Regions from separate parts of the Mus musculus genome. Here region 2 is linked to region 1. Evidence: chromatin loops called from intact Hi-C (ENCODE). Cell type or tissue: heart. All regions are shown on one strand. Each heading gives the region's core, and the rest is flanking DNA. Links, peaks and the distances in the headings are about the cores only.

Region 1 (15,640 bases), core at 4,648-12,647:
ATGGTGGTACAGGTCTGTAATCCCAACTATGTGGGATGCTAATGATTACAAGTTCAAGGCCAGCCTGGGTTTCAGAGACTTCTAGGACAGCCTGAACAACTTATTAGGATAGTGTCACAAAATAATAAAAAAGAAGGGCTAGGGAGGTGTGGCTCAGTGGTCAAACCCCTGCCTAGAACCCCCCAGTGAGGGGCTGGGGGTGTGGCTCAATGGTAGAGCCCCTGCCTAGAATCCCCCAGTGAGGGGCTGTGGGTGTGGCTCAGTGGTAGAGCCCCTGCCTAGAATCCCCCAGTGAGGGGCTGGGGGCGTGGCTCAGTGGTAGAGCCCCTGCCTAGAATTCCCCAGTGAGGGGCTGGGGCGTGGCTAAATGGTATACTGCTTACCTAGCATACAGAAAGCCCCTGATTCACTCTCCAGTAAATCAAAAGAGAAAGATTTTCATCAACCTTTTGTACCCTTATGAGAGTACTACACGTTTCTTATTGATCTGCAACATCTGCTATTGCAATAGGCCAAAGGTCTACCACCTGCTCATGTCCTGCCTGTTGTGTGGCAAAAATGGAAGACAGTGTCCCTCTTCCCTCTTCCCATTAAGCCCTATTTATTTGTTTGTTTGTGTTTGAGATGAAGCCTTACTGTGTAGCTCAGGCTGCTCTGAGACTCAGTTTAGACAGCTTCTGAAATGCCGTAGTTACACTAGTAAATGAGCGCTTCTTTAAATTAGGGGTCAGCAAGTGGCTCGGTGGGTAAAGGCACTTGGCGCCAAGCCTAACAACACAAGTTCGATCCTCAGGACCCCACCTGGTGGAAGGAGACAACTGGCTCTTGACACTTGTCCTCACTGTGGCGCTTGTGTGATCATATATATTTATGCAATAAATAATACGTGTAAATAAATATAGTTTTAAACTACATTAATGCATTTTTAAATTTTAAGTTTTACTTTTGAATACAATAATTATCAACAGACATATCCCAGATCAAAAGAAACTGGTACAGGACTGGTGGCATGGACTGTAGTCCCAACAGTGGGCAAGGAGAGGCAGGGGACTACTGAGCAAGACTATCTCCAAAAAAACCCCCCCAAAACAAAAAATCCAACCAACCAAACAAAATACCAAAAAAACAAAAAAAACAAAAAAAACAAAAAAAAAAAAAAAACAACCCAATATGAAACTGGGGTCTGTAATAATTTTTATCTTTTTTGTTTTTTTCAGACAGGGTCTCTCTGTGTAACCCTGGCTGTCCTTGAATTTGCACTGTAGATCAGGCTGGCCTTGAAATCATGGAGCTCTGCCTATCTCTGCCTCCTGAGTGCTGGGATTAAAGACGTGCACTAGCACTGCTCAGCTTCTTCAATACATTTTGTTTCTGTTTTTTTTTTTTTTTTTCCAGACAGGGTTTCTCTGTATAGCCCTGGCTGTCCTGGAACTCACTTTGTAGACTAGGCTGGCCTCGAACTCAGAAATCTGCCTGCCTCTGCCTCCCAAGTGCTAGGGTTAAAGGCATGCACCATCACTGCCCAGCCTTTCAAATACATTTTTAATAGCGTAAAGACTTTGAGGGATGGCTCAGCAGTCAAGAGCAACCACTGCTCTTACCAAGGACAGGAGTTCAGTTCCCAGCACCAACACTAGGCACCTCACAGCTGCCTGTAAGTCTAGCCCCAAGCAATTTGACAACGCTAGCTTTTTTTTTTTTTTTTTTTAGTTTTTCGAGACAGGGTTTCTCTGTATAGTTTTGGCTGTCCTGGAACTCACTTTGTAGACCAGGCTGGCCTCGAACTCAGAAATCCGCCTGCCTCTGCCTCCCAAGTGCTGGGATTAAAGGCGTGCGCCACCATGCCCGGCAACGCTAGCCTTTTAAGCACCTGCCCTGATGTGCTCATAATCACACTCATATGCACAATTAGAAATAATTTTTAAAATGTAATAATTGGTTTTAAATGTCTCATTTCACAGTGGTGCCTGGCTAGAATGCTGACATTCAGGAGGCTGACACAGGCATTTAAGGCTAGCCTGGTCTACATACCAAATTCCAGACTAGCCAGGGCTACACACTGAGACACTGCCTTTAAAAAGAAGAGAAAAAGCCGGACAGTGGTGGTGCACGTCTTTCATCCTTGTACTCAGGAGGCAGAGGTAAAAGCATCTCTGAGTTTGAGCCCAGCCTGGTCTACAGAGCTAGTTCCGGGATAGCCAGGGCTACACAGAAAACCCGTCTCAACAAAAATAAAAAATAAAAAAATTAAAAAAAAAATTTTTAAAGGGAAAGAGGTTCTGAGAAGAAATTGAGAAATCAATTATTTGATTTGAAAATAATTGACAAATCAATCAAAATTAGCCAAGTCAGCTAAAATTTTGATTTACATAACAAAATCAATGGTTTTCCTTTTTTTCCTTGCTCTTCCTTTTAGATTTATTTTATGTGTATTATTGCTTTGCCTGCATCTATGTGTATACACCATGTGAGTGCCTGATGGCCACAGAGGCCAGAAGAGAGCGCCAGATCTCGTTTCCTGGAAGTTGTCTTCCAATCTCCAATTGCGTTTGCCTGGGATACTCCCCCGCCTCGCCCCCCATACAAATACTCAAGCACACACACATGCACACAAACCCATGCACAAATGTGCACATGCACATCCAGAGAAACATATACACACACATACAAGCACATGCAAACACACTTTCCCTCATAAATAAATGGAACAAAATTTAAAGACCTTGAAAAACATTTACAGATGTACCCCAGTTTCAGACATGTTCACAGAGGGGAACACATGCCTCTTAGCTCAATGAGACATGATACACACTCCTGTGTCTTCTAGAATCACCCTCAGGCTCACCGTGGAGGCTCACACCTGTGATCCTGCTGCCCTAGACCCCAGGGCAGGAGGACCCACAGGCACTGAGGAACAATCTGGTTATACATTGAAATAGTTTTTCTGACAATAAGTCAGCAACTGTATAAGTTTCAGCTGGTCTAGAGGGTTTTGTTTAACTCCCTTTTTTAAGGCAGGGTCTTGCAATGACGCTCATGTTGGCCTGTAGTCCTTCTGTAGAAGCGTCGGCCTCCCTAGCACTTGGATTACAGATATGGACCAACATACTGAACCTTAACAGGCATCTATTCACCAGCCACACTGTGCCAGGAACTGACCCAAGCATTTCACAGGTTCTGTCTCTAATCCTTACCAGCCTATGTGTGTGTGCTGTTATTACTGTGATACTGTTTTGCGGTTGATGCTGAGGCTTGAATGCCAGAATCACACATACTAGGCAGGGACCACTAGACCACGCCCCCAGCCCCTCCCTGGGGGATTCTAAGCAGGGGCTCTACCACTGAGCCACGCCCCCAGCCCCTCACTGGGGGATTCTAAGCAGGGGCTCTACCACTGAGCCACGCCCCCAGCCCCTCCCTGGGGGATTCTAGGCAGGGGCTCTACCACTGAGCCACGCCCCCAGCCCCTCACTGGGGGATTCTAGGCAGAGGCTCTACCACTGAGCCACGCCCCCAGCCCCTCCCTGGGGGATTCTAGGCAGGGGCTCTACCACTGAGCCACGCCCCCAGCCCCTCACTGGGGGATTCTAGGCAGGGGCTCTACCACTGAGCCACGCCCCCAGCCCCTCCCTGGGGGATTCTAGGCAGGGGCTCTACCACTATTACCCCTTGCTTGAGAGGTGTTATGATACTCATTTTACAGCTGAGTCAGCTATGGCCCAGAGAAGTTGTCAGGAGAAGAGGAAGAATTTTGATACTCTAAAACCTGAGCCCTACCAGTGTCCTGGACCATAAGATGAAAGCTGTGGTCAAGATAGCCAGACATTCCACCCTTGTAGAGCTGAGCATATCTAGTCGGGAGCCAGTTATCCCGAGGACAATGGAAAACACTAAGCATATCAGATGGTTCTTCTCTTTCTAGATATACTTGCTCTGTCTACCCACTTTCCTCCCTCCTCCCTGCCCCCTCCCAGGTGGGGTCTCAGGGCACTGGAGGGGACCTTAGACTTGGTGGTGACTGACTGGAAACCACCTAATTCCTGGTTTTCTGCCACTGCAAGCATTAGCTGGACTCGAGGTCCAGAAAACAAAGGAACCTGCCAGAACAGCGAAGAGTCACAGGCAGGTTACAACCACCTTCACCAGACTCTCCAGTTAGCTCTTTTTTTTTTTTTTTTGGTTTTGGTTTTTTCGAGACAGGGTTTCTCTGTGTAGCCCTGGCTGTCCTGGAACTCACTTTGTAGACCAGGCTGGCCTCGAACTCAGAAATCTGCCTGCCTCTGCCTCCTGAGTGCTGGTATTAAAGGCATGCGCTACCACGCCCGGCTCCAGGTAGCTCATTTCTCCTTCCCTTTGACAAGAGCGTTAGGCAGCCCAAGCTAGCCTTGAGCTAACATAGGATAATCTCCAACTTCTGCCGCTACCTCCCAAAAGCAGAGATTACAAGCATGGGCCAGCAGGACCAGCACAGTTGGTTTCTACCATGCTGGGGACAAAGCCAGGGCTGCCTGCACGCCAAGCAAGCGTTTTACCAACGTGATCCAGCCTACACCCCAGATAGCTTTTTTTGCTCTTCACATTTTTCATTATATGTAGGTATCTGTATGTGGATATCTGCAAGTGAGTGTGGGTGCTGGGGGCGGGGGCAGAAGAGGGTTTCAGCCTCTGGATTGGGAGTTACAGGCAGTTGTGAGCTGCCCAATGAGGATGCTGGGAATTGAACTCAGGTCCCCTTACAAGAGCAGTGCCCTACTCTTAACACCTGAGCGCCCGCTCTCTTCCCCTCTCTGTAGCAGCCACAGGAAGCTCCTTCTAGCAGACGAGGATGGCCAGCCCCTACTGCCCCCACCTCTCAGTGCAGACTTTACAGGTGTTGCCACCACACAGGGCTCTGTAAGCAGTTTTCTGTTTGTTCTCTCACGGTCTTCTTCCCTCCTCTCCCTCCCTCCTTCTGACACAGGATCTTACTATACTGCCCTGGCTACCTTCAACTGTGTGGCAATTCCCCTGCCTCCCCCTCCCTTGTGCTGGGATTAAAGGTGTTTACCACCCCCACCCCCACCCCACCCCGCTCTCCCGCTGTCCAGTCCTGTGTCTGGACCCTAACTCTAACCCTCCCCTCCTCCCCGTCTATCTCCCCAGTCTTCTCTCCTCTCACTTAGTGCTTGCTTGTCACTCACTGCCTCAGTCTCCCTTCCTTGGTATTCTCTTTCTCCCTTTCCCCACTCCCCTTGTCTGCAGTAATTCTTTGTATTGCCATCGCTCCAGGAGCCCAGTTCCTCCTCTCCTCCATGCTGTGGTCTTCCCACCCTGGTAGGCTGTTTCTGTCCCCACCTCCGGTCTTCGAGGGTAAAGTGTTGGCCTCAGGGGGATCCACACAGCCTCTTAATCCCTTGGCACCTCACTCCACTTCTCCAACTTTAGGACACCAGGGCTTTCCTTTTCTGGCTCCCCACCCACCCGGAAGTCCTTCTTGAGGTCTGACCTCAAGCACTCCAGCTGCTCTCATCCACCCTAGGCTTTCCCACGCCCCATGGCTGGGATGAACCCCTGACGTCCGGGTCTGAACCGGATCTCCCCTCCCTCAGGGTGCGGCTGAGAGTGGGGGGAAGCCCTCAGGAGACCTGCCTCCTCACCTGGGAGTCTGGAATTTCTATTTGTTTCCTTATTATTTCTGGAGAAGTGTGTGCTAGTGAGCAAAGCCTGGTGACTTACCAGTTCCAGAACCAACCCACCCCAGCACACTGCAAGGTGCCTTACTGCCCTTCTCTGCAATTGGGGGTGGGGGCAGAGGGGAGTTGTTGGGGTAGCTGATGTGTATCTAAGGTCCCAGGGAGTTACTCCGGGATGCTCAGTTTCTGAGAGCCGGCTAGCCAGAGTAAGACACAGGTATCCACTTGCCCCCCACCAGCAGTTGGGGTTTTTTTTTTTTTTTTGTTGTTTTGTTTTTCTGTTTTGTTTTTTTTTGTTTTTTGTTTTTGTGGGGCGGGTGGCCTTGTCCATTCTTAGTTCCAGATGAATGTACCCCACCCACACTGTTCTCAAGAGGGAGGTGGGCTCTCCTGTGCTGTGCAGGTGCTGTTGGTGCCCTGCGGAAAGAAGTCAGGGGCACCTTCAGACTTTAGCTCCAAACCTTTCCATTAGTTCGTTTTGTGGATACTTCCAAATGACATGTAAGCTGGCCCTCACCTAACTCTCCTTCCCCCAAAGTCTCATTCTGTAGATTAAGCTTGCTATGTAGTCGACCTTAGAACTTCTCATCCTCCTGCCTCAGCTTTCCAAATGCTAGGTTTACAGGCATGCATATCCACAACTGGTCTGTCAATTTCCGTCAGCCTCTACATACACTGTCTCCTCAACTGAGGGCTGGGGAGCATTCACACAGTACTCCCAAATTTTAGTTTTTCTTCTCTAGAACCCTCAACTAACTTCTTCAGATGTGTCCCCAGAAGGACAGACTTGTAGTTGGCTCTCTTAAATCCAATGCTCAAACTCCCAATGACCTGAGATACCACCCTGGCTTCTGCCTTCCTACAAAGTCACCAACACCTCCAGCCCCCTCCCTTTCTACTTCTGCACACTCCCAATTCCTTCCCGGTCAGCTCTGCCCCACCTCACACCTCACCAGACCTAGGACAGGCCCCTCCCGGGCACCTCGCCAACTCCAAGACCAGCTACCCCTAGGGATCCAGGAGTCCAATTCCACAACTTGGAAATACAGACCCTAGCCACCTCCCTCAGCCGCTGAAGCTTGACTTGTTCGAGAGCCCCCCCCCCCCACCTTAAGCCGTCTATGTCAGGAGCTCATGGGTCCAGAACCTCGGCCCTTCTCCCCACCATCACAATATGGACTACAGGGTGCAGAAGCACTCGGACAAACGGGAGTTAGACGTGAAGAGGGACTTTCTGTTTGTTGGGGTGAAGGAATTAATGTAAGTCTAGCAATGCCTAGATGGTGTACATTCTGGAGAGCCCCTGCTGAGGGTCGGGGTAAGGATGGCTGACTCCTGCCACACAGATGTGGATCCTCTTGTCTTTTGATCTTCCAAGGCTGACGTCATCTGAGGACTAGTCTACCTAAGCCACCTGTTACATTAGATTCCTCAGAAGGACCCCCGACCACCCTATTTGTGCCCCTACCTTAGCTCCTCAGCTGATCTTTATCCCGGAACCTCAATTCTGACCCCCGACTGCCCGAAGTCCCCCAACCCCCGTCTTCAACCCTGAATTCCGGCACAAACTTTTCCTTACTGCGGACTACCAATGCCTCTTAGTCTCTGTATTTCTCCTCTCTACTACAGAACTCATTTCTCGAGGTCCTCCAGCTCTATCGCTCTACCCTAGAGCTCCGGTTCCCACCTCCAATTTGTTCATTCGACTCAGGGGCTCGACACCTTTCAAGTATAACTTCGAGGTTTCATTGCTAACATTTTCTTCCGTTGGAAGCAAGCCTTCGCATGGATCTGCAGTCTAAATCGTTCTCCCAAACCTTGTCCCCCGACTCCCACACCTAGAATCTGTGTCCTCAGGTCTGTTGCTCCCACCTGGGCCCACACCACAGCGCCTGCTTGCATTTAAGCCCCACACCTGCCCCCCATTTCCCGCTCCGCCATCCCCGAGGACACACCTCGCCCGCCTCCGGGTAGTAGCTCCACTCGGCCAGGTCATGAGCCTCCATCTTCACTGAGCCCAGCATCCCCGGGGCCTGCGCCCCCACACACCCAGGCTGAGGCCCCCCTGGGGGAACCGAGTGCTTCGGTCTCTCTACAGGCACTAGCCCCGAGTTCCGACCTGAGGCACACAGCCCGGGAGTCCCGCTGGCCCAGGCGCCTTGGGAGGCAGCCACTTTTTATAGCCGGGACACCCCCTCCCGGGCCCGCCCCGGGCTCCCCGCCCGCCTCCCCGAGCGCGGCGCCCTCGGATTGGGGCGCCCCCTGCGGGATCTCAAGAAGAGAGACCTCAGGCACTGGGAGCCTCGGTCCTGGCACCTGGAAGCTTGCGATGGATGAAGAGTCGGGGACTACAAGGCGTGGGGTAGAGAGCCACACCCTGCTGATCCCAAAAGCCCTAGAGCAACAGAGCGGGAGCCGGGGAATCTTTCTGCCTCTAAGTGTTTCATCATCTCCAGCTAAAGGAGGGAAACTCTAGAACCCCGCATGTCTTCCACGAAAGAAAGGAGGTTGACAGAGCTCAGGACTCCACAAGTCCCTATACAACACCGTTTAAGTAGCCCGCAGAGATTCCTGAAACCACATTCCCATTGGACAGACAGGAAGACTGAGGCTTTTGACGTCTGCGAATGTTGCAGGCTCCGTACAGAGTCAGGGTCGGCGGTGGAAAGGCTCAGGGCTTCTGCTCAGACCCCATTAAGGCACCAGATCTCCTCTAAGACCCAGAAACTCCACTCACAGCACTCTCCACTCAACGTTAGCCAGCCGTCTAGGGAGAGGGACTCCGGACCGCTGGGAACTCCATTTCCCAGAAGCCTTCGTTCCCATTTCCGTCCGGCGCCTGCGCAGCGCGGACTACATTTCCCAGAAGGCATGGCGCTCGAAGGCCGGAAATGGCGGCCGCTCCGGTGGACGCCCGGGGAGGGCGGGCGGCTGCCGACGCGGCACGCCTTAGGGGCGGGGACCGGCCGCGGTGCCGGACTCCATTTCCCGGCGGCCCTACTAGTGCAGCGCCTGCGCCGTGTCACGGCGGCGGGCGGAAGATGGCGGCGGCGGCAGCGTCTGCGGAGAGGCGCTGCTGAGGGGGCGCGAGGGGGACAGAGGCCGGAGTCGCGGTGAGCGGGTGGCGGCGTGAGGTCCTGGGGTGGGGGGAGGGGGGGCGCTGACAAGGCCGGGGCGCGAGCGATGGGGAGGGCCTCGGCGAGGGCCGGGAGCAGCGGGGTCGCGGGCCCCCGCTTCTTCCCACACTGCTCGGGACCCATCCTTGCCTTCTTTGGCTTCCCGGTCCCCCGGGGCCAAAGTTCCACCGTGGCCGCGCAGACCTCCTGGGCCACCAGCCTGGCCCTGGCTCGTCCCCCGCTCCGCACACTGCTGCACCGGGCCCTTCACTTCCCCAGACTGGCCGTGTGCGAAGCTTCCCACCTCCGGGCCTTTGCACAGGCTGTTCCTCCCCAGTGTCCCCCGCCCTGGAAACGTGCTGTTATCCTTCGGCCTAACTCCCTTTCATCTTCGGGGTTGGGGGGCTCGGCACCCCACGTCACTGCCCCTGCAAAACCTCCGTTTGCCTCCCTCCTTCCTCAAATCCGCCTGCTGAAGGCTCTCCTAGGTCCCCTTGCCTTGCCTTCTCGTCACGTGTGGTCGAACTTGTTATTAGGATTTTATTTGTGTGCTGCGTGAGGAGGTCCCTGACCCTGGGCTCTGTGTAAGAGAGGACAGAGTGTGTCCTGGTGCCTGCCTCCCAGCACAGCTCGCGCCCAACATACACTGGTGTTGCTTAGGCGATGCTCGTTGAATGAATACAGAAAATACAAAAAACAAACAAACAAACAAACAAACAAAAACACTTGGAGATCCACTCTTTAGGATAACGGGAAAGTCATCGTACTTCCTGGTGGGAGGGGCGGTTCAATGCTGAGCACACAACCAGAGAGGGGAAAACAGTGTTAATGTTTCTGATAGCCAGACTGCAAACATCCCGGCTGTCCTTCAGTGGGAAGTCTAGCAGAAATCACTATATTTACGTAATAAAATGATTTGCAACCGTGGAAAGAAAGGAAGGTGGAAAATAGACTGAGCTCAGTATTTACTAAGAGAAAAAAAAGTGAAATAGAAAATAGTTTCTATAAAGTTGACCATCAGCTTGTCTTGGAAGTTCACATGCGTGGATTCAGCCAATCTTAAGATTGAAATAGTCAGGAAAATGGTTTACACTGACTTTAAAATTTTACATCCTCCCTCAACAATACAATGTAACAACGTTGTTTACATTGTATGTTGAATTAGGTCATCTGGAGGTGATTTAAGCCAGACTTGATGACACAGACCTAGTTAAGAGACTGGGGCAGGGGGATTACAAAGTTACTTGGCACACAAGTGCTCTTACTATACAAGCCCTGAGTTCCCCAGCTAGCACAGCCTAAGAGATGATAACAGTATGCTAGAAGGTCTGTGTAGCACTTGAACACACTGGGAATGGAGCATGGGGCTTTGTGCATAGTAAAAACCTGAATACCAAGTGAGCTATGTGCCCAGCCCAACAGTGCCTCATCCATCACCTCCTCCTCCTCCACCGCCACTACCTCCAGGTTTCTCTTTGTAGCCTTGGTTGTCCTGGAACTCACTTGGCAGACCAAGCTGGTCTTGAATTTGTAGAGCTACGTCTGCCTCTGCCTCCCAAGTAACTGGTATTAAAGGTGTGTACCAGCACCTGGCTTTCTTTCTCCCCCACCCCTTTTCTCTTTCTCTCTCTCTCTCTCTCTCTCTCTCTCTCTCTTTCTTTCTTTCTTTCTTCCAGCGACTCCAGATGGGTTTCAAACTGAGAGCGTCTTACCTCTGCCCAGAGTGCTGGGATTAAAGGGGTATGTCACCCTATCTGGCCAAACAGTGCTGTTTTAATTTACGGCCTGATTTTTGATATGAAGGGAGTCCTGGGGGTCAATTTCTGATACCGATAGGCAGCTGAACATCCATTTTACTAATTAAAAAAAGAAAAAAAGAAAAACAAAAAAGAGAAATAGGAATATATACTCAAGACAAAACAAAGCCCAGAAGATTAAAGAGGAAGGGGAGTTTTGCTGGTTCTTGGTGTATCATCCAGAAGGAGGGTGGAGTTCCTTATGTTCTGGTTCCAGGAGCAGTGTGGTATGTCATGTGGCCATGCCCCTTGGCTTAATGAACAGACATGTGGCATGGCAATGGTCAGAAGCATGGAACAAAAGGAATGCATTGGATGTGGGGTGTGTGTGTGTGTGTGTGTGTGTGTACATTTGGAGTAGGGAAGGCCTCACTAAGGAGGCCCTCTTCTGGGGGCAGAAGAGGCCAGCTGACAGCAGGGTGGCCAGAGGGAGGTGGAGGCCTTGAGGACAGGGCTGTGGCTATGGCCCTGACTCTAAGCAATATGTGGAACTGACCGGCAGCCTTCACATCTTTTTTTTTTTTTTTTTTTTTTTTTTCTTAGTTTTTCGAGACAGGGTTTCTCTGTATAGCCCTGGCTGTCCTGGAACTCACTCTGTAGACCAGGCTGGCCTCGAACTCAGAAATCCGCCTGCCTCTGCCTCCCAAGTGCTGGGACTAAAGGCGTGCGCCACCACGCCCGGCTAGCCATCACATCTTTAAAAAGATAAAACTTAGCCAGGCTAGTGGCTCATGCCTTTAGTCAGCACTGGGAGGCAGAGGTAGGCAGATCTCTGAGTTTGACGCCAGCCTGGTCTACATAGGGTTTATAATCCACTTAGACCTACCAAATTACTTCCACTCCATAGCTTTAAAGAAAAAGATCCTGGCAATAAACTTATTTATTTGCATGTGATGTCTAGCAGGGGTGTTGCTATTTAGTTTATAGGTTAATCCCATTTAAAATGAGTTACCTCCACCAGAGGTGGCAGCACATGCCTTTATTCCAAGCACTCGGCAGATGAATCTCTGTTCAAGGCTAGCCTTGTCTACAGAACAAATTCTAGAACAGGGTTACACAAAGAAGCCTTGTCTCGAAAAAACAAAAGAGCAAAAACAAAACAAAAAAGATAACAAAACCTTAGTTACCAGCAATATTGTCTTCTAGATTTTCAGTTGCCCCATTTATATTTAGGAGTAATCTAAGCTGGCTTTTTAAATTTAAGTTTTATGTTTATTTTGCATATATGGACTATTGCTTCTATTTATGTCTCTGCACCAAGTGTATGTGGAGGCCAGGGTCTCACATCCCCTAGGACTAGAGTTAGAGTTTTGAGCTGTCCTGTGGGTGCTGGGGATCAACAAACTCAGGTTCTCTGGAGGAGCAGCCAGTGGCTTTCACCAGCTGAGCTGACTCTCCAGCCTCAGTTCTATCTTTTAAAACACCTAGTTTAGCCTTTTTCTCTTCTTCACACTGTATCCAGCTCAGTGTAATCCTCCTGCCTCAGCCTTTCTTCATATAATAGATTCATTCATTTTCTCTCTCTAACTCTCTCTCTCTCTCTCTCTCTCTCTCTCTCTCTCTCTCTCTCTCTCTCTCATGCTCCTCGCAGAACCCCTGCATTGTCACTATAGACGTTTTCCATGTTCCTTTCTCTCCTCTCTGGAAACAGGGTCTTAGCTGCCCAGCTGGCTTAGACCTCACAATCTCCTGCCTCCCAAGTATGTTAAGACTACAGGTATGTGCACCTGTCTGGGTCTCAATTCCGTCTTACAGCTGTGCCATCTGTAGGCTTGTTTGTTTATCCCAGTGTCAGGCCTGGGCCCCTCAGGGCCTTGCACATGCTGTACAAAGCTCACAAAGAGTCCTTTAGCATGTAGCATGTGAGAGTCTTTGTAGCCTGTCTCCCTATTTAAGAACACTTAGTTGGATTATGCTGCTTGCTGGTAAAAGTAATGCCAGATGTGGTGCCTTGTCTATGAGTCATTTCATGATTTTGTCAGAATGATTTTGTGATAATTGTGTAGTTCCTCTTTCTCCCTTTTCACAGAAGGAATAGCTTAAGGATGCTGTATTGTAATGAGTCTCTCCTTCCTTCCTTCCTTCCTTCCTTCCTTCCTTCCTTCCTTCCTTCCTTTTTGAGACAGTATTATGTAGCACTGTCTAGTTTTGAACTCACTGTATAACTGAGGCTGGCCTTGAACTCCTGATGTTTCTACCTACCTGCATCTTGAAAATGTTGAGATGAAAGACATGTAGCACCACACCTGGTTATAGAGGTGGCCTTTTTTTTTGAGATGGGGGGGGAGGGGGGAGTCTTGACTATGCAGCCCTAGCTGGCCTGCAACCATGTGTGGCTGTGCACACCTTTCATTCCAGCTCTTGGAAGGCACAGAAGGACTAGGAGTTAATGGCCACCTTTGGCTACCTAGTCAGAGACCAACCCAACCCTGAATTAAAGGAAAAAACCCCATAGTAGACATGAAGCACTGTATCTCCTGTACATGGACATAAACCCCATACCCACCCTAGAGGAGGGACGAGGGCTTTGCAGGGAAACTCACTAGCTTCTTTTCCAGGGAGAACCTGACAGCAGTCATGGCAAGCAGCAGCGGGGACAGTGTCACCCGCCGGAGTGTGGCATCACAGTTTTTCACACAAGAAGAAGGGCCAAGCATCGATGGCATGACCACTTCTGAGAGGGTGAGTGTAGCACAGGGCTGGGAGTGGGGAAGTGTGACTCCTGCCAGACAGCAGAGCACAGGAGGACTGCAGGGATTGACCTGGCCAGCAAGACCAGCCATGACACCTGGTTCTTCTGTCCTTCCAGGTGGTAGATCTTCTGAACCAGGCTGCATTGATCACCAATGACTCCAAGATCACAGTGCTCAAACAGGTGAGGTGGGGGTAAGGGACAGGGAGGGCAGGACAAAAGCCAGGGCAGAGCCACTGAGGGAGGACCGTTAGTCCCTGCACGTGTGACTCATACATGCCTGTACACATACACTTGCACACCTGTGCTGCATTCATACATGCCTGTGCTCACATACACCTGTGCCATACATCATGCCTTGCACATGCACACCTGTACACAACCTGTGCCCCAGAGTGCAGTGCAGTGCAGTGCTGTGCAGCCTGCTCCTTCAGTGTTTCTCAAGATCCAGGACTGGGTAGAGCGCGAAGGCGCCACCTGGAGTTTCTGCATGGCACAGCAGACCTCAGACCTGTAGACCACTCTGACCTCTGGCAGACCTGTGCCTGTCATTGTTTCCTTTCCTCTTTGCAATGAGCACAGTGTGCCTCCCCGTGGCTTGTGAGAGCCTTCATCTGTGAGGGTCTCAACAGTGTAGCTTTGAGATTCAGGGTCAGGAGGGTCAGAGCCGCCAGTGCTGACTGCTCCCCATTCCTGCCTGCATAGACTACATCTGGATTTATTTCTATTTGAGGTTTGTTGTTTATTCTCTCTTTTTTATGTTTTGCCTACATGTGTGTAAGTGCACCATGTGCATACAACCCTGACAAAGGCCAGACAAGGGCATTGGATTCCCCTGGAACTGGAGTTATAGATGGTTGTAGCTGGGTGCTGGGAACCAAATCTACTCCTCTGGAAGAGCATCCAGTCTCTTAACTGTTGAGCTGTCTCCCCACTCCTGCATTTAAATTAACCAATTATTTTCGCTGTCTGGTGTGTATTCTTGTTCACATGGTATAGGTGCTTGGTTGCTTGGTATGAGATGTTTATGCAGTCTTGTAGAGGCCCAAAGCTGATGTGTTTTTCCGTCACTCTCTGGTCTCTCAGTAGAATCCAGCGCTTGCTGATCCATTAGTCTAGCTAGCCGGGTTCCTGGGAGTCTGTCTTTGCCTCCAAAGAGCTGCGGCTGCGGTAGTGCTCTGAGAGCTGAGCTCTGTCCTCATGCATGTGGAGGTAGTGTTTTACCCCGAGCCAGCTGTGGGCCTTATTCTTGTTTTCACTATTTCCTGTATATCTGGACAGGCACATTGAGCTCAGAGGACAACTTTACACCAAGTGGCTCCCAGAGATGCTATTCAGTTCTTCAAGTGGGAGTGGCAAGTGTCTTTTACCCTCTGAGCCATCTTGCTAGCCCTTATTTTTAGTGTTTTAGATAAAGTCCATAGTCTAGACGGCCTTGAGAACATGACAGTCCTGCCTCAGCCTGCCTTGTACTGGAATTATGAGAACCACCACGCCTGCCTTTGGGGCCTGGGTTTATGTCTGCTCCTCCTTTCTTCAACTCAGGTCCAAGAGCTGATCATCAACAAGGACCCCACCCTGCTTGACAACTTCCTGGATGTGAGTGACCAGCCTGGGGATAAGGTGAAGGGAAGGTGGTACTCTCCCGTGTGCCCTGACCCATCTTCCTCTGACATTACAGGAGATCATCGCTTTCCAAGCAGACAAATCCATTGAAGTGCGCAAGTTTGTCATTGGCTTCATTGAGGAGGCATGGTATGGGGCATCATTAGGGGTGCCTAGTTGTCATGGCTTGTGTCCTCCAGATTTCCCCAGCATACACCCAATGGAATTGCAGCCCTGAATGCGCCTCAGCCAATACTTCATAGGTGATTTGTTTGTTAGAAGGGACCAGTCTTCCTTCAGAATACAGACAGCAGCTCACGTTTCTCAGCCGCTGACTCCAAGGCTTCTCTCCACCGGGCTGACATGACATGGGTACTGGGAATTGAACTCAGAGTGTCTTCCAGAGCAGTATGCATTTTTTTTTTAAAGATTTATTTATTTATTATATGTAAGTATACTGTAGCTGTCTTCAGACACCCCAGAAGAGGGCGTCAGATCTTGTTACAGATGGTTGTGAGCCACCATGTGGTTGCTGGGATTTGAACTCCAGACCTTTGGAAGAGCAGTCGGGTGCTCTTACCCACTGAGCCATCTCACCAGCCCAGTATGCATTTTTTTAACTGCTAAGTCATCTCTCTAGCCCACTTCACTCCTCATGCCCTCTTACTATTTTAAAATGACATCAGTCTAATTTTTGTTTTGCTTTTAGACAAAGTCTGATGTGGCTCAGACTATCCTGGAGCCCACTCTGAATTTTTG
Region 2 (15,640 bases), core at 4,314-12,313, 94 kb after region 1:
GAGAAGAGAGAGAGAGGAGAGAGAGGGGGGAGGGAGGAGGGGGGAGGGAGGGAGGGAGAGAGAGAGAGAGAGAGAGAGAGAGAGAGAGAGAGAGAGAGAGAGAGAGAGAACACGAGAACCCTGTCTCTTTGAACCCAGGGTCTTGTGTGTTTAAGGAAGTGCTTTACCACCGAGCTACCATCCCCAGTCCACTGCTTACATTTTATTTTGAAACAAGGCTTAAAAAGTTGCCTATGCTATTTTAAACTCACTCTGTAGCCCAGGCAGGCCCTGCACTTTCAATTCTCCTGCCTCAGCCTCCTGGATGCTAGAACGAAGCACATGTACCACTAGGCCACACTTTTGTCTTCCCTCTGCACCTTTTTATCTTTCCTCTAGAGCTTGCACAGGCCAGGCAAGAGCTCTGTTGCTAAACTACATGCCAGGACATCATTTCTGTCTTGAAGTATCATTTAGGAGCAAGAGTTATCTTTGCTGTTTTTAACAACTGAGAAACCCCCGGGGCTGAAAAAGAAGTAGAGTCTCAGGCTGCAGCTGTGAGGGCTCCAGTGTTGATGTGTGACCTCTGCCTCTCCTTTTTCCACTACCAGTTCCCTTTGCCTCTTTCTGTGTGTGTACATGCATGCTTATGTGGGTGTGCACGTACATGTAGAGGTCAGAGGTCAGTTTAAGTGTCATTCCTCAGGGGTTTGGAGACAAAACAAACTGTTGGTGTGTTTTGGTTTTGAAACAGGGTCTCTCAATGTGACCTGAGCTTAACTGGCAAATTTAGGCTAGACTGGCTAACCAGTACAAGCATGTACTGAGGTACCTACCTCATGTTACATGGCTTTCTGTGGGTTCTGGGATGGTGTACTGGTTAGTTTTGTGTCAACTTGACACAGCTGAAGTTATCACAGAGAAAGGAGCTTCAGTTGAGGAAATGCCTCCATGAGATCCAACTGTAAGGCATTTTCTCAACTAGTGATCAAGGGGGAAAGTTCCCTTGTGGGTGGGACCATCTGGGCTGGTAGTCTTGGGTTCTATAAGAGAGCAGGCTGAGCAAGCCAGGGGAAGCAAGCCAGTAAGGAACATCCCTCCATGGCTTCTGCATCAGCTCCTGGTTTCTGACCTGCTTGAGTTCCAGTCCTGACTTCCTTGGTGATGAACAGCAGTATGGAAGTGTAAGCCGAATAAACCCTTTCCTCCCCAATTTGCTTCTTGGTCATGATGTTTGTGCAGGAATAGAAACCCTGTCTAAGACAGATGGGGACTCAGGTACCCATGCTTTCGTAACAAGTTCTGACTGAACTGTCTCAAGCTCCTGTTCTACCCACCCCACCTCTTATTCTGAAAGAATCCCACAGGACTAGGGGTATAGTTTAGTGGTAAAGCACTTGCTGACCCTAAGTGAGGAACTTGGCTTCTAAAAAAAGAATCCCCTATGGGATCATGGACTCCCAGAAATTCCTGTTCAGAGCATCATGGTTACTCCTATTTCCAAGTTCATCTCTGAGAGGGTCTGTGTGGATTTCCCAGGAGAGGCCCCCACTCATTGCTCTAGCACCCTGCCTCCCACCCAACTCCTCTCCTTCAGTCCCCACACCTTGGTGTACTTCTTGTCTCTGGTCTTCATGGTCACAGGGATCAGCAAAGCCAGCTCTCGAAGCTTGTTCGTGTGGTTTTTCTTATCCTTCCTGTTTGGGGATAAGAGCCAATTTTGGTTATGACACCTAGAATTAAACTTAGTTTCTTTGGAGACAAAGTGATCATACTGCTTCAGCCTCTCAAGTGCTAAGATTACAGGCATGAGCCACCACATCTAGTTTTTAAGGTACACCACCTGCCCCCAAACCTTCAGTCTCATGTCAAGACTGTCCTCTGCCTCCATTCTGGGACAGGCAAGACAGGGCCTCAGGCATCATGAGAACTTATCATTCTCCTATATTATATTCTGTGGATCAATGAGTCCCCAAATCTTGCCCATCTTCCACCTCCCTCCAGCTTTTGTTAAACCCATAATCCCTGCATGGCTGTCTTCACACCCTTACAAGGCTCTCAGCCTCCTATCTGGCCTCCTTCTTCCATGTTTTCCGAGGCAGCAGCTTTCCTGAAACATAAATCTGACCTTGCTGCCCCCTTGTTTCACACCTTGAAGGAAATGCCATTGAGATGAAGCGACTTTCTTTCTTTCTTTCTTTCTTTTTCTTTTTCTCTGTTTCTTTTTTTAAATAGGATCTTGCTATGTAGACCAAGAGGGACTCAAATTCAGCAATCCTCCTGCTTTAGTCTTCCAAGTGCTGGGATTACACGGGTACACTGTAATCCTGGGAGGGTCAAGTTTAAAGGCTCTGTGTGGCTCACAGTACCATTCCTTTTCTGACTCTTTCATACTCACTGAGTATCACTACACAGGGTAGGCGAGCTCAATGCTCCTGTATTCTCTCACTGTGTCCAATGGGCTATGCCACTCTGGAAAGTCAGTGTGTGCTTGCTAAAGACCTCTCAATACAGGCATGAAAGCAGTTGACTTGTGACAACCAAATGCATAATTCATGAGATACCCACATTAGAACATACACAGCTCCACCCTTCCCCCACCAGGTGGAACCATAAAGATGATGTCCTCTCCCACATTACACACCACCCCACTGCTCCCGTGGTGCTTGTAGTGCCCTAGATCTGCATTACCACCAATTCTCCTCATGCTGTCCTCAGGGTCTTCAGTTGCTAGCTCTTGTACCCTGCTCCCCCCAAAATGGCCTACCCTGTCCACACCAAAACAACCCTCTGTTCCAGGTTTAACTCCACTTGGCATCCAATCTCAGGTTCTCAACCTTGCACACCAAGAACTGTACTGATCTAGCTACTAACCACTCCATCTTTGACATTTTAAACCTAGGCCTGGTATGAATGACTGTACAAGTCAAAAAGCCATCAGGCTGGTTCTAATGAAGGTAAGGAGAAGTGTTGCTTGGTTACAGATGCTGTAATAGCAGGCTTTGACCTACAAAATGAGTGGCTTGTTACCTGGAACTACAGCCTAACCAATGAAGTCTTTCCTCAGGAACTAAATCTGGCCAGAATCTAGTCTAGAGGATAAGAGAGGGTGAGAAGGAACAGGTAAAGCTCCAGACAGAGGGAACATGTGGAAAGGCCCTGTGTCATAAAGGAGCAAAGAGAACTCAAGGAAAGTAAAACCCAAGCATGGGAGCTAAGCAAGCAAAGGAGACAAGACTGGAAGAGAACATGGGTGAAGCAAGGTCCTACAGGCTCACAGTACAAGCCATGCCCTGATATCCCTGAATTCTTGTTTAAATGATCCAGCAAGTGCCTTATTATGCATAAGCTAGTTTTAGCGAGGTTTCTACCCATCAAAACCAAGAGTCTATTATTAGAAAGATTCCTTATCTAGAAAGGGGAAAACAAGAGACTGAACTGTTGACCACAAAGGTTCTAAGAAGCAATAGGCTTCAGGACACATGCATTTTCATTTCCTTCATGACCTTCCTTCTGAGTGAGCACAGTACCTGCATAGAGGACCACAGCAAAGAAGGTGCTTAATTGTAATGTTAATAATGGATAAGGAGGGGTGTATTGACATCTATTAAGGGGAAAATAGTACAAGGCAAGATGACTTCAAATATTTTAAATATGTCCAAACTGGATAGATGGAGAGGGAATCCAATCCCTCTGTATGAATTCCCCTTTCAGATTCCTACAGCTGAGGATATAGATCAGTGGTAGAGGGTTGCCTGTCATGCATGTCATGCACAAAAGATTCCTAACATTTGGTGTTCAATGGATGAATGAATACATATTGTGAATGAAAGAAAGGAAGAAAGAGCATTTAAGAACCTTAGATTGCTGCTCTTACAGGGGATCCAGGTTGCAATCCCAGCACCTAAAGGTGGTTCACAATTCTTTACAACTCCAATTCCAGGAGGCACCGCATGAACATGGTGCATGCACAGATATACAGTCAAACAAAACATGGACATACATAAAATAAAGAAAAGAATGTCATATGGGAGATGTAGTGTAGGTATAAAGAAGTTCCTTAGCATTTGACATCAGAAAGCCCAGGTTCATACCCAGCACTCAAACAAACCAAACAACAAACAAAAACCAAAGCACATTAGAGCTTGAAATCACCTCAGAACCGTCTCTGGAAATGAAGGACTATACGCACCTACTTCCTTGTCTGGTGGTTGTAATAGCTATTAGATACAATGGAAGGACTAAACAAACAGTCTAGAAACAGTGTTTAGTAACACCTTGTTGCTACTATTGTTCAGAGTGGGTAGAGCTGCACTGAAGGTAGAGAACAATTACCTGTCAGTAGGACTTGGAGATCTAGCTCTGTGCTGATCAGAGAAACATGAGAATTTGTCTGAACCCAACATCTGCAAAGAGGGAAAAAAATTATTAGTGACCTTTGGGACTCCAAAGTGAATCAGCCAAGTAATGTACGACCTTCCCTACCCCCATGGTACATTTTAAAAAGCACCTAGAGTTCCTAAAATAGGACATAAATATGGGTTCAGGAACCTAAATTAAAACCCTAAACTCTAAATAGAAAATCATAAATCCCAAATGGTAAATTTAAGCTCCTAATAATTGAATCAAAAAAAAAAAATCAGCAAATTTCCAGACATTGATCTCAGAATTCAGATATCAATAAGGGGATGCTAGTGGGCTGGAGAGATGGCTCAGTGGTTAAGAGCACTGACTGCTCTTCCCAAAGGTCCTGAGTTCAAATCCCAGCAACCACATAGTGGCTCACAATCATCTATAATGAGATCTAGCGCCCTCTTCTGGAATGTCTAAAGACAGCTACAGTGTACTTACATATAATAAATAAATAAATCTTAAAAGATGCCAAAGGCTGAAAAACAGACTGTCTAGCTTGAAAAGTGTGGCTTAAGACCTCTAGAAAGGAGTATGGGGGTGTTTGAGACAGGGTCTCTCTGTATAGCTCTGGCTGTCCTAGAACTCACTATGTAGATCGGACTGCACTTGAACTCAGAGAATTCACCCGGCACTGCCTCGCTAGTGCTGGAATTAAAGGAATGTGTCACCACACGCAGTAGATGATGATATTAATAGATGAAAAGTGACTTTAAAAATTCCAAGTGAGGGCTGGAGAGAGATGGCTCAGCAGTTACAAACACTGACTGTTCTTCCAGAGGTCCTGAGTTCAATTCCCAGCAACCACATGGTGGCTCGCAACCATTTGTGATGGGATCTGATGCCCTCTTGTGGTGTGTCTGAAGACAACTACTGTGCACTTATATTAAATAAATAAATAAATAAATAAATAAATAAATATTTTAAAAAATCCCAAGTGAGAACTGGGCACAGAAGCTGATGCCTCCCAGCACTCTGGAGGCAGAGGCAGACAGAGCTCTGAGTTTAAGGCCAGCCTGATCTCCAGAGTGAGTACTAGGACAGCCAAGGCTACATAGAGAAATCCTATCTTGAACGCCCCCTCCCAAAAAAACCCTCCAAAACAAACAAAAAAGCAATGGCTCAGAGATTAAGAGCAGTGGCTGCTCTTCCAGAGGTCCCAGGTTCAATTCCCAGCACCCATATGGCCACTCACAACAGTTTGTAGCTCCAATTCCACAAGATCTGGCACCTTCACAAACATACATGCAGACAAAATGCCAATCCACATAAAATAAATAAATATTTCTTTAAAAAGCCTAAAGTAAGAGCTGAATAAATGGCTCTAGGTTAAGAGCACTGACTGCTTTTCCAGGGGACTTGGATTTAATTCCACATGGTGGTTCACAATTGTCTCTAACTCAAGTTGCAGAGAATTGATGCCCTCTTCTGATTTACCCCAGAAATTCCATGCATGTAGTACACATACATACATGCAGGCAAAACACTCACACATAAAATAATAAAAAAAAAAAATCGGTTCCCTCTGACAGAACTGGCCGCCCTATCTAACGTAGTAAACAACGTGAGGCAGAGCCTTATCTCACTCCCTCACACAATCAAGGGGTTAAAAAATAGATCACAATAAAAAGAAAAATGGGAAACTGGAATTTCAGATTTGTTTAAAAAAAAAATCTAGGGCTGGAGAGATTGGCTCAACGGTTAAGAACACTGACTGCTCTTCCAGAGGTCCTGAGTTCAAATCCTAGCATCCACATGGTGGCTCACAACCATCTGTAATGAGATCTGATGCCCTCCTCTGGTGTGTCTGAAGACACACACTACAGTGTACTTACATATAAGAAATAAGTAAATCTTAGAAAAAAAATCTAGCTGCCCCTGATTCCCACGGATTGAGGGGGCCCAATTAGGCCCGGTCCGTGGCAGCCGGGCAGTGGTGGCACATGCCTTTAATCCCAGCACTTGGGAGGCAGAGGCAGGCTGATTTCTGAGTTTGAGGACAGCCAGGGCTACACAGAGAAACCATGACTTGAAAAACTAAAAAGAAAAAAAAAAGAAAAAAAATCTAACCCGGACTGGTGGCCTATCCCTTTAATCTCAGGACTCTGGAAGCAGAGGCAGCCAGATTTCTGTGAGTTCCTGGCCAGCCAGGGCTATAGAGTAAAACCCTGTCTCATTTAAAAAAAAAAAAAAAAATCAGACAAAAGCAAACAAAATCCTATGCCACCACTAAACAAACTAACAGATAAATAAAAAGTCCTGGATGAAACAAAACAAAACAAAACAACCAAACAAAAAAGCTGGGCATGGTGGCATATGCCTTTAATCCCAGCACTCGAGAGGCAGAGGCAGGCAGATTTCTGAGTTCGAGGCCAGCCTGGTCTACAAAGTGAGTTCCAGGACAGCCAGGGCTATACAGAGAAACTTTGTCTCAAAAAACAAAAACAAAAACAAACCAAAAGTCATGGATGTGCAAAATGTTGACTATTGAACCTCAAATAGGATTACACTCCTAATATCAAGATCACAAACCACTAACTGCCCCCCAACCCCCACACAGTCTCACCTTATACCAGCTCAGGTTTATGTAGTCAGGCTGGACTCCAAATCATAAAAGGTTATATGTGTGAATTACCACAGCCAGCTCAGACCACAAGCCTTAACACTGAAAACCCCAAATCCTAGAGGAAGGATATCCAGGGTATAAAAAAAAAAGAAAAAAGAAAAACCCTCACCACCCCAAATGTAGTGGGAATACCCAAGGGGTGCTTCCCCTTCTCAGAAGAGAAGGAGAGGGGCACTGGGGGAGGACCTACCAGAGGGGTAGGAGGGACTGAGAGGAGAGGAGGGCTGATATTGGGATGTAAAGTGAAAAAAAAATTTTAAAAAGATTTATTTATTTATTATATGTAAGTACACTGTAGCTGTCTTCAGGCACCCCAGAAGAGGACACCAGATCTCACTACAAATGGTTGTGAGCCACCATGTGGTTGCTGGGATTTGAACTCAGGACCTTCATTAGAGCAGTGAATGCTCTTAACCACTGAGCCATCTCTCCAGCCTCGAAAAAATAATTTTTAAAAATGTGTTTCATGTCCTACAATAAATATCTCTAAACTCTAAAACTGTCCCTTCAGATCCTCACATTGTGATTTCCTTCTTAGAAAACTTAGACCTCACGCATGCATCCCACTGAGACCTGGAACCCTAAATTGACACCTATACGCAATGAGTAGCACGACGACTCCAGGCTTTAAAATTAATTCTCAAAGACCCAAGCCGTGCCCACTCCAGAGCCTATTTTCCTGCTTTGATGGTCTCCACTGATACTGAAAAGCCCCAACCCTGTCAAATTAGACCTCTGACCCTCCGAACGTAACCCCTGGAACCCCAAACTAAGATTTCCAGATCTCCCGTCTTCAGCTTCCAAAAGCCGAGCCTCGAACAGGAGACCCCATGTCTCAAACGCCACTAATAACTTTCCAGAAACCCAGCCTGGATTCCCTCAAACACAAAGTCTACCCTCAAACCGGTCTCGAGCTCTGGGGTCCCTCTCCATCCGACCTAGAGCTCCCTAGGGGGTCACGGCCGCAGGGTGTGACTCTGACGACTCCTCACCATCTCCCCGCTACCTCAAGCCAGCTAGAGCCAGGGCGTCTGCCGCCCCACACCCGTTGGTCACCAGCACTCACCTCAAGATTTGCAATATGGCGTTAAGCCTCGACTTCTGCTTTGGCACTGGGCTCACGCTTCGACAGTCTGAAGGCTCCGGCAGCGGCTCGCGCGGCTCCCGCGGCTCGCGGGGTCCCAGGGATGCAGACCGCGTGCCTCCCGACGCGCAGACCGAGCGAAGAATGGCAGGGCGCGAGGCTGTGGCGCGAAGGCACCAGAGCGCCTGAGGCGAGGCCACGCCCCCTCCACGTTCCCGCCACGCGGTGCCAGGCACGAGCAGAGGAGCGTTGGAAAAGGGCAGTGCGGCGAGTGCGCACGCGCACCCGGGGCAGGGCACGGGCCACAGCTCCGACACGTGCTCCCGCTCCCGCGCTCGCAGCATCAGCCAATCAGCTCTTGCTCCATTACCCGCCCTTTCCTCAGGCCACGCCCTCTGTTTTGCCCCGCCCCCTGACCTATTTACCTCAGACCCCAGCAGGATTTGCCAGGTGTCCGCAAGCGCGAGGTGTCTGTACTCCCCCTGCTGGCCCTCCTGTGTCCCCATCCGACCCTTTCGCTTTAGGGCGCATCTGCTTAAAGACCACTGTGTGTCAAGTACCTTGTTCAGGCGGCTAACTTCGCCACCTTTCCCTGAAACGAGGCTTTGTAGACCCCATGGAAATGCCAGTTCCTGTAGCTGCAAACAAAGTAACCTTTAGTGTCTGAGTGTGGATCCAGTCTTGCTATATAGCCCAGGCTTGCCTACTACTTGTAACCGTTTTGTCTCAGGTCTGTCTGGAACGCAAGGAATGCACTACCTTGTAACTCAGGTTACAAACTACACAATTTATTTTTAAAAAGCATTTTAGTTTTAACTAGGTATACATGTTGGGGGGGTGGGGGGGAGGAATACTGCACGCAGGTGTCCCCAGATGCCAGAGGCATCAGATGCCCCTAGAGCTGGAGTTTTAGACAGGGGCTTCTAGGGGCATCTTCAGGGGCAAATGCAAATTCTCTGCAAGAGCGATGTCTTCCTAACCTCTGAGTAGTCTTTCCAGCTTCATCTTTATTTTTTGACACAGCGTCTCATACCCTTGACCAGGCTAGTCTCAAACTCACAGAGGTACACTAACCTCGGCGTCCAAAATGGTGCGATTAAAAGTGTGTGCCACCACGGCAGATTCAAACCGTACATTTTGGAAATGCTGCCAAGATTCCTGCCCTTCTGGAGGCTCTGTTCTACCTGTGATGTGAACATAGTGCCTGGGCTTTTCCTCACTTCGATATCTTGTTTTCTTTATTTGCCAATTAGGAGGTGGTGGTAGGCAAGTGTGGGGAGTGAGATGAAGGTGAGAAATGGGAGAGAAAGTTTGGGAAAACTCATATATTATTAATTATTTGTCAACTAACATGATAAATCAATAAAGTTGTTCTTCCTAAACTCTTCATCCCTCGCTAACGTCCCTTTGAAGTAGCCTCGATTCTCTTTTCAAGGGCCTCGGGCCAAAATGGAGGCGGCTGGACTCTATTTCCCAGATACCCTCGCGGGAGAATTTTCTGCGCCTGCGTATTTTAGTGTGCCCTTAGCCTCCTGGTAATTAGAGTTTCTGTCTCTCAGCCCGCCTAGTTTGTTTCCTACTCCACCTCCAAGTTACCGTATTGCATCTTGGGAGCTGTAGTCCATGGCCGCCCGTACTCTAATTCCCAGTGGGCTTCGGGGCCAGAACCCGGAAGGGGAGGCTGGAGAGGAGCGAGTGGGGGAAACCCGCGTAGTCGGGAGAGCTGCAGCGCGGGGAGATGGTGAGAGCCCCAAGCTGGGTCCTGCGGGTGCTTGAGAGTATGAGCGGGGTGTTCAGGACTTGGGTTCGAGAGGAAGCAAACTGAGGCTAAAGAAAGGGCTGGGTGTGGGGAGATCACTGTGGGTGGGGATTGAGAGGAACGGGAGCCCGAGGAAGTAGAAGAATGGGGGCTAGGGAGGGGTCTTGGAGGTGGAGAGAGTCGAGCTTTGGAATCAGCTATCAAGGGGATTGGGAGCTGGAGGAGTGAGGCGCGGAGTTGGAGTCCTGGCTGAATAGATCAGAGACCCTGAGTGGGTAATTTCGAGGGAGGTTAGTTAGCCTGGTTATATGGAAAGGCATAGGAGTCCGGGATAAATGAGTGAAGGGAGAGGCTAACCACGGATGCATTGGGTTGGGTTGCGGGATTGCGAGGTGGGGCGGCAAGGCCAGTTGAAGAGATGGGAGGTAGAAGTCATCGATGGTCCAGGTTAGCTTCTAGGACCAGGAGGCGTTGTAGGGTGCGTGAGTTAGGAGCGTGGCTGTCAATATCGTGTCTTAATCTAACCAAAAACTACCAATAAACTGGACAGCCACAGAACTCTGGGTTGATATGACCAGATGGGGTCCATAGAGACAACCTTTAGCACCCTTCTAGCCCCGGTCGTATCTAGATATAGTGGTTTGTGTGGGCAGTCCAGCTTTCAGGTTCCTTATTCTCTTTTGTGACCTGCACAGGTCTCTCTGTAACCCTCTTGTGACCTTATATGTATGGTGAGAACAAGCAGGCCATTCTGAAGATAGCTAAAGGGAGGTTCCATAAAAATTGATATTTTTGTTAGGAAAGTTAAGTCCCAGCGTCAAAGCTGTTGGTGGAAAGCTCCCGTCCCAGGAATGTTGACTGGATTCAAGTTGTTAAAAGATTTCCTATTCTTCAGTCCAGCCCCCCAGACATTTTCTCAAAACCTGACAATAGCCTATGTACACCACAGTTTATGCAGGGGACACCCCCGTCCCCAGCCCTACCCCTTTATTGCTAGCATCTTTTTCTAAGAAATGCCCAGGTTCGGTTTCAGCTGTGTGTGTATTAACTCACTGGATTCAGGCGGTGCCTTAAGTGTAGATCTTCATTTCACAGGAAGCAAGTAGAGGCACGGAGAGTTTAAGCAATCTTCTCCATGTCAGCCAACATTAAATGGTAAATGTACAATTGCAATTTGGGTCAGAATCTGCTTTGGTGGAGACACCCGGCCAGAACAACTGTCAGATAGGATTTAAGTCTTTTCTGTGACCTGAGCTTGGAAATCTGTCCAGCTATTAAATGAGATCCATAACCTTGGTAGGCTAGAGAGTTTAGGGAGATAATGTTTGGAAAGTGCTTAGACTAAGTGCATATAGTACACATGTGTTGTCTTGGGACTTGCTGTGTAGCTCAGGCTGGCCTCTTAACTCTTGAACTTCCCGCCTCAGGAGCCAGAGTGCTGAGGTTTATCACTACTGGTGCCCAGATATTATTTGTTGTTGTTTTGAGACAGGGACTCAACTAAAAACTGTGTAGCTGAGGGTGGCCTTGAACTTCTGATCCTCCTGTCTCCATATCCTGATTTCAGGGATTATAGATGTGCACTACCATGCCTGGTTTATGCTGTACTGGGGATCAAACTCGGGGTGTTGTGCATGCTAGGCAAGCGATCTACCAGCTAAACTACATCACTGGGTCATGTTTTTGTTTCTGAAGTGAATGGGCAAAACCAGATAAAGGAGGTAGGAGAGGACCCAGTGAGGGGGCACGGGACGTGCTGTCCCTTGCTCTCAAGTTGCCTCCCCCTTTCTCCTGAGTTTTCTAGTTCTATCTTTCCTGTCCTCCCCATTCCTGAGTTCCTAAGTCTAAGCAAAACTCCTAGGAAGGTGCTCAGAAACTTAATCTGTCTCCAGCCAAATATTAATAATTCACTTGTCCCAGTCTGGCCCATTGCCCAAGTCTTCCAGTGAGTTAGAAATACTGCCGCTGGCAAGTGAGTTGGGGTTTTGTTTGGTTATTTTGACTTTTGGTTTTCTTGATGTTGTTGTGGTATGTGTGTATAAGTGTACCCTCTAACATTTTGGTCAGGGCAGGCAGGGGACGTCTTCTCTGGGAAGTTTAGCAACTTTGTAATTCACTTTGAAACAATTTGGTCTTAGTATATAATTGGCATGGGGTTCTTCTTGTGGGTTCTTCTTGAGGCAGTGGAGGAGGGAGAGGGTCAGCAGAGGGTAAGACTGTGTAGGATTCCGGGGTAAGACTTGGTATTGGTGATGTTTAGGGTCTCTGTATAACCAGAAGTTCACTTATCTAAGTCTAAGATACTCTGCTAACTGAGGCTGCCCTGCCTTCTGTGATGCACTTAGCACATCTTCCTCAAACAGCAAAGGGTTAAGTGAATAGCCTTTGTACTATCTCAACAGGAGCTGCTCAGCTCAAAGTCGGGAGTTAAAGGAAGAAAAAGGGACGCTTTGAAAAATGATTATAGCATTTGTTACTAAGTTGTAAAAAGTTTCCTATGAGCTGGGCTTGGTGGCCCACGCCTTTAATCCCAGCACTCGGGAGGCAGAGGCAGGCAAATTTCTGAGTTCGAGACCAGCCTGGTCTACAAAGTGAGTTCCAGGACTAGCCAGGGCTACACAGAGAAACCCTGTCTCGAAAAAACAAAAAACAAAACAAACAAAAACAAAAACAAAAAAGTTACCTATGAAAGCTAACTAAGGGGAAAGGCAGAAAGATCCTAAGCGGGGAAGGGGAAAAATTCTCTAAGTGGGGAATGGGAAAAAATTTCTACTCAAAATGGGGAAAGGCAAAAAATTCTTCTCTCTCTCCTTCTCATCACTTTGTCCTCAGTACTTATACATCTTTCAGAATACATGCTCACATGTTACAAAGTTCATCACAAGTTCACACAAAAAATCAAATCATGAATTGAAATAGAAGTTGGATTTTTTAAAATTTTATTTAAAGATTTATTTATTTATTTTATGTATATGAGTACACTGTAGCTGTACAAGATGGTTGTGAGCCTTTATGTGGTTGTTGAGAATTGAATTTTTAGGACCTTTGCTCACTCTGGTCGGCCCCGCTCTCTCTGGCCCAAAGATTTTATAAGTACACTGTAGCTGTCTTCAGACACACCAGAAGAGGGCCTCAGATCTCGTTATGGATGGTTGTGAGCCACCAGGTGGTTGCTGGGATTTGAACTCAGGATTTTCGGAAGAGCAGTGGGTGCTCTTACCTGCTGAGCCATCTCGTCAGCCCTGAAATAGAAGTTTACAACAGAGAAAGTTTACATTGCATATACATTAGTAGTAGTTATCTGGCTAAACATCTATCACCTGTCTCAGTTCCACAGGTTCACTGAAGGTTTAAAACCATAACTAAGTTATTCGTGAAGTTTTGTATAGATAAACCCAGTCAATATTTTATCTTCTGTCCTAACACCTGTAATAAATTGTTAGTTTCCTATTTATGACCTTTGGTTAATTGTTTTACAACCTTTTGGAATGTGCTCAGAGTAGGAGAAAGTCTGGTTACCATCTAAGAACAATTAACTGGTGACATCTGGAAGACTGACAGAGTTCTCCTTGCAGTTTTGACTATCAGAAAAGGACCTAATAGCAGTCCCACTACAAAAGAGCTTAATAATCATAGATTTAACTTTAAGAATTCTCGACGGGCGTGGTGGTGCATGCCTTTAATCCCAGCACTCGGGAGGCAGAGGCAGGCAGATTTCTGAGTTCAAGGCCAGTCTGGTCTACAGAGTGAGTTCCAGGACAGCCAGGGCTATACAGAGAAACCCTGTCTCGAAAAACAACAACAACAACAACAAAAACCCAAAACTTTAAGAATTCTCACATCATTAAGACTTAAATCGTCTATTTGTCTATATAGCATCACTACAAGACAGTACATCTTTGTGGATCTGCAGAGATCTGCTCCAAAGGGGTGTGTTACTACTTAGTGCTTGTTATGTTTAATAATAACAGGAAAAGCATATTAATAGCAGGAGTCTTTCCTAAAATGAATTCCCTTACAGCCTTGCTTAATAAGGGCGAGCCTATCACAGATTATATAATAATCCGAAGCAGGCCATCTCAGGATGATCACCTGCTAGTTATTAGCTTGTCCCATCATGGCTCCTGACATGTAATTGTGTGTATGGTGTAGATTGTTTGAACACATGCTTCCCTGGAGAAGGCAGTTAGATCAGGAGCTGGAGGCTGAGGACAGCCTGGTGTGTGTGTGCTGGGCCCGATCCTGCAACCTCAGGAAGGAGAGTAGCATTCTTAACTACTCAGCCGTTTCAGCAACCCAGTATGGGTCTTTTAGGTCACTTGCTTGGAGTCTTTCTTCTTTGTTTCTTTTTCAGAACAGGGTTTCTCTATGTAGCCCTGTCTAATCTGGAACTCTATGTGGACCAGGCTGGCCTTGAACTCACAAAGATCCACCTGCCTTCCAAGTGTGGGGGTTGAAGGCATGCTCTACCATTTTTAAGATGGGCCATACTTAGCCCATGATGTCCTCCTAAGGACTTGATAATAAGGCCATGTATTTAAAATGCTCTCAGTAAGGATGACAGCCTTCTGGGGTTTTCATTCTTTCAAGAAAATAACACTAAAGCTGTTTGTGGTGACACAAGCCTGTCATCACAGCACAATGGAGGTGGAAATAGGAAGAGCTGGAGTTCAAGGCTAGCCTGGGCTTCATGTTTTCTAGAAAGAGAGAGAGAATGGGGGCGGGGAGGGAAGGGGCAAGAAAGGTTGGCATCTGAAAAATGGGGTTTCACTTAAAAACCCTTCATCTATCTATTGAATAGCATGTTGTATGGGGTGCCTGTGGAGGTCAGCAGGAGCCAGTTTCTCCTTCCACCCTGTGGATTCGGGTTGGTTAGGCTTGGCAGCAAGCGCCACAAGTCACCTTACTGGCTGGGATTCACTTCCTAAGTGACCAGAGCCTCTGCTAGGTGCCAGGGCCTGGACTGCAGGCAGACTGGCCTCTGCCCTCTGGGGCTCCCTGTTTGCAAGATGCCAGATTACTGTTCTCTGGCACAAGCAGCTTTGCGTTCAGTTTTCAGGCTCCCTTCGTGCCCACGTTGCCCTGCCTGTGCCGCATTGTTGTGGCAACACAGGGATGTGGCCCCTGTCCTCCCACCCCACCCCCTGAGAACTTTTAACATTGTCTCTTCACTCTATCTTAAATTACCTAAACACCTATTGGTTTAAGGTAAAGCGGAACATCTCTCACTTGTCCCTGTGTGTCACAGCTGGGTGAGCTGACACGGCCCCCATCCCCCCCACCCCCCTCATCCCCCCCACCCCCCCGTCCCCTCCATTTGTTTGTCTTAGGGAGAAAGAAAGAGGAATCAGATTTCCAGATTATTCTGCACTCACTCTCCTTTGTGTCTCCGTTGTGTCTGTTTTGTGTGTTGCACATTCTAACTGTGTAGCTTCAATGCTCGAGACGCAATGTATTAAGTATGCCAGGCTAGCCCAGGACTCACAGAGATCTGCCTACCTCTACCCACTGAGTGTTGAAATTAAAAGGTAGGAGCCACCAAATGTTTGCTTCACTATGTAGTGTAGGCTGGCCCCAAACTTTTGGTCATTTTGTCCCAACTATATGCTGCTGGAAGTATAAGTCTGTGCCACCACAGGGAAGTGTTGTTTTTCTTTCCTCTTCTAAGAGGAGGAGTCTTACATATAGCACAGACTGGTGTTGAACTCACAGTGTAGCCAACAATGACCTTGACTCTCCTGCTTCCACTTCCCAAGTTCTGGGATCACAGACTCCAAGTACC

What was found. A loop is a pair of places that touch in the nucleus more often than their neighbours do. Peaks named below come from ENCODE experiments on the same cell type or tissue, not always from the same donor. Only the 100,000 strongest peaks of a DNase experiment are listed, where the experiment ranks them.
Region 2: a loop joins it to region 1, with 5 times the contacts of the local background. A loop is called at or near these places in 4 of 42 quality-filtered maps.

What each region holds. Positions count from the first base shown.
Region 1 is chr7:19,015,722-19,031,361 of GRCm38, forward strand. It overlaps Foxa3 (forkhead box A3), which reads right to left and starts at 7,818. Exons shown (of 2, transcript NM_008260.2): 1 at 7,628-7,818. The coding sequence starts at 7,696. Sympk (symplekin) reads left to right here and starts at 8,656. Exons shown (of 27, transcript NM_026605.2): 1 at 8,656-8,785; 2 at 13,143-13,266; 3 at 13,394-13,459; 4 at 14,822-14,875; 5 at 14,958-15,031. The coding sequence starts at 13,162. In heart, for the core only: a CTCF peak has its summit at 7,940 (motif pointing left); DNase peaks (open chromatin) are centred at 5,510, 7,770 and 8,620; H3K4me3 peaks cover 3,244 bases; H3K27ac peaks cover 1,975 bases; H3K27me3 peaks cover 3,568 bases.
Region 2 is chr7:19,110,097-19,125,736 of GRCm38, forward strand. It overlaps Bhmg1 (basic helix-loop-helix and HMG-box containing 1), which reads right to left and starts at 8,248. Exons shown (of 13, transcript NM_001370811.1): 1 at 8,082-8,248; 2 at 4,315-4,385; 3 at 1,586-1,676. The coding sequence starts at 4,385. It overlaps Fbxo46 (F-box protein 46), which reads left to right and starts at 9,763. Exons shown (of 2, transcript NM_175530.3): 1 at 9,763-9,840. In heart, for the core only: CTCF peaks have their summits at 4,796 (motif pointing left) and 8,590 (motif pointing left); DNase peaks (open chromatin) are centred at 7,965, 8,585, 9,205 and 9,715; H3K4me3 peaks cover 2,309 bases; H3K27ac peaks cover 1,990 bases.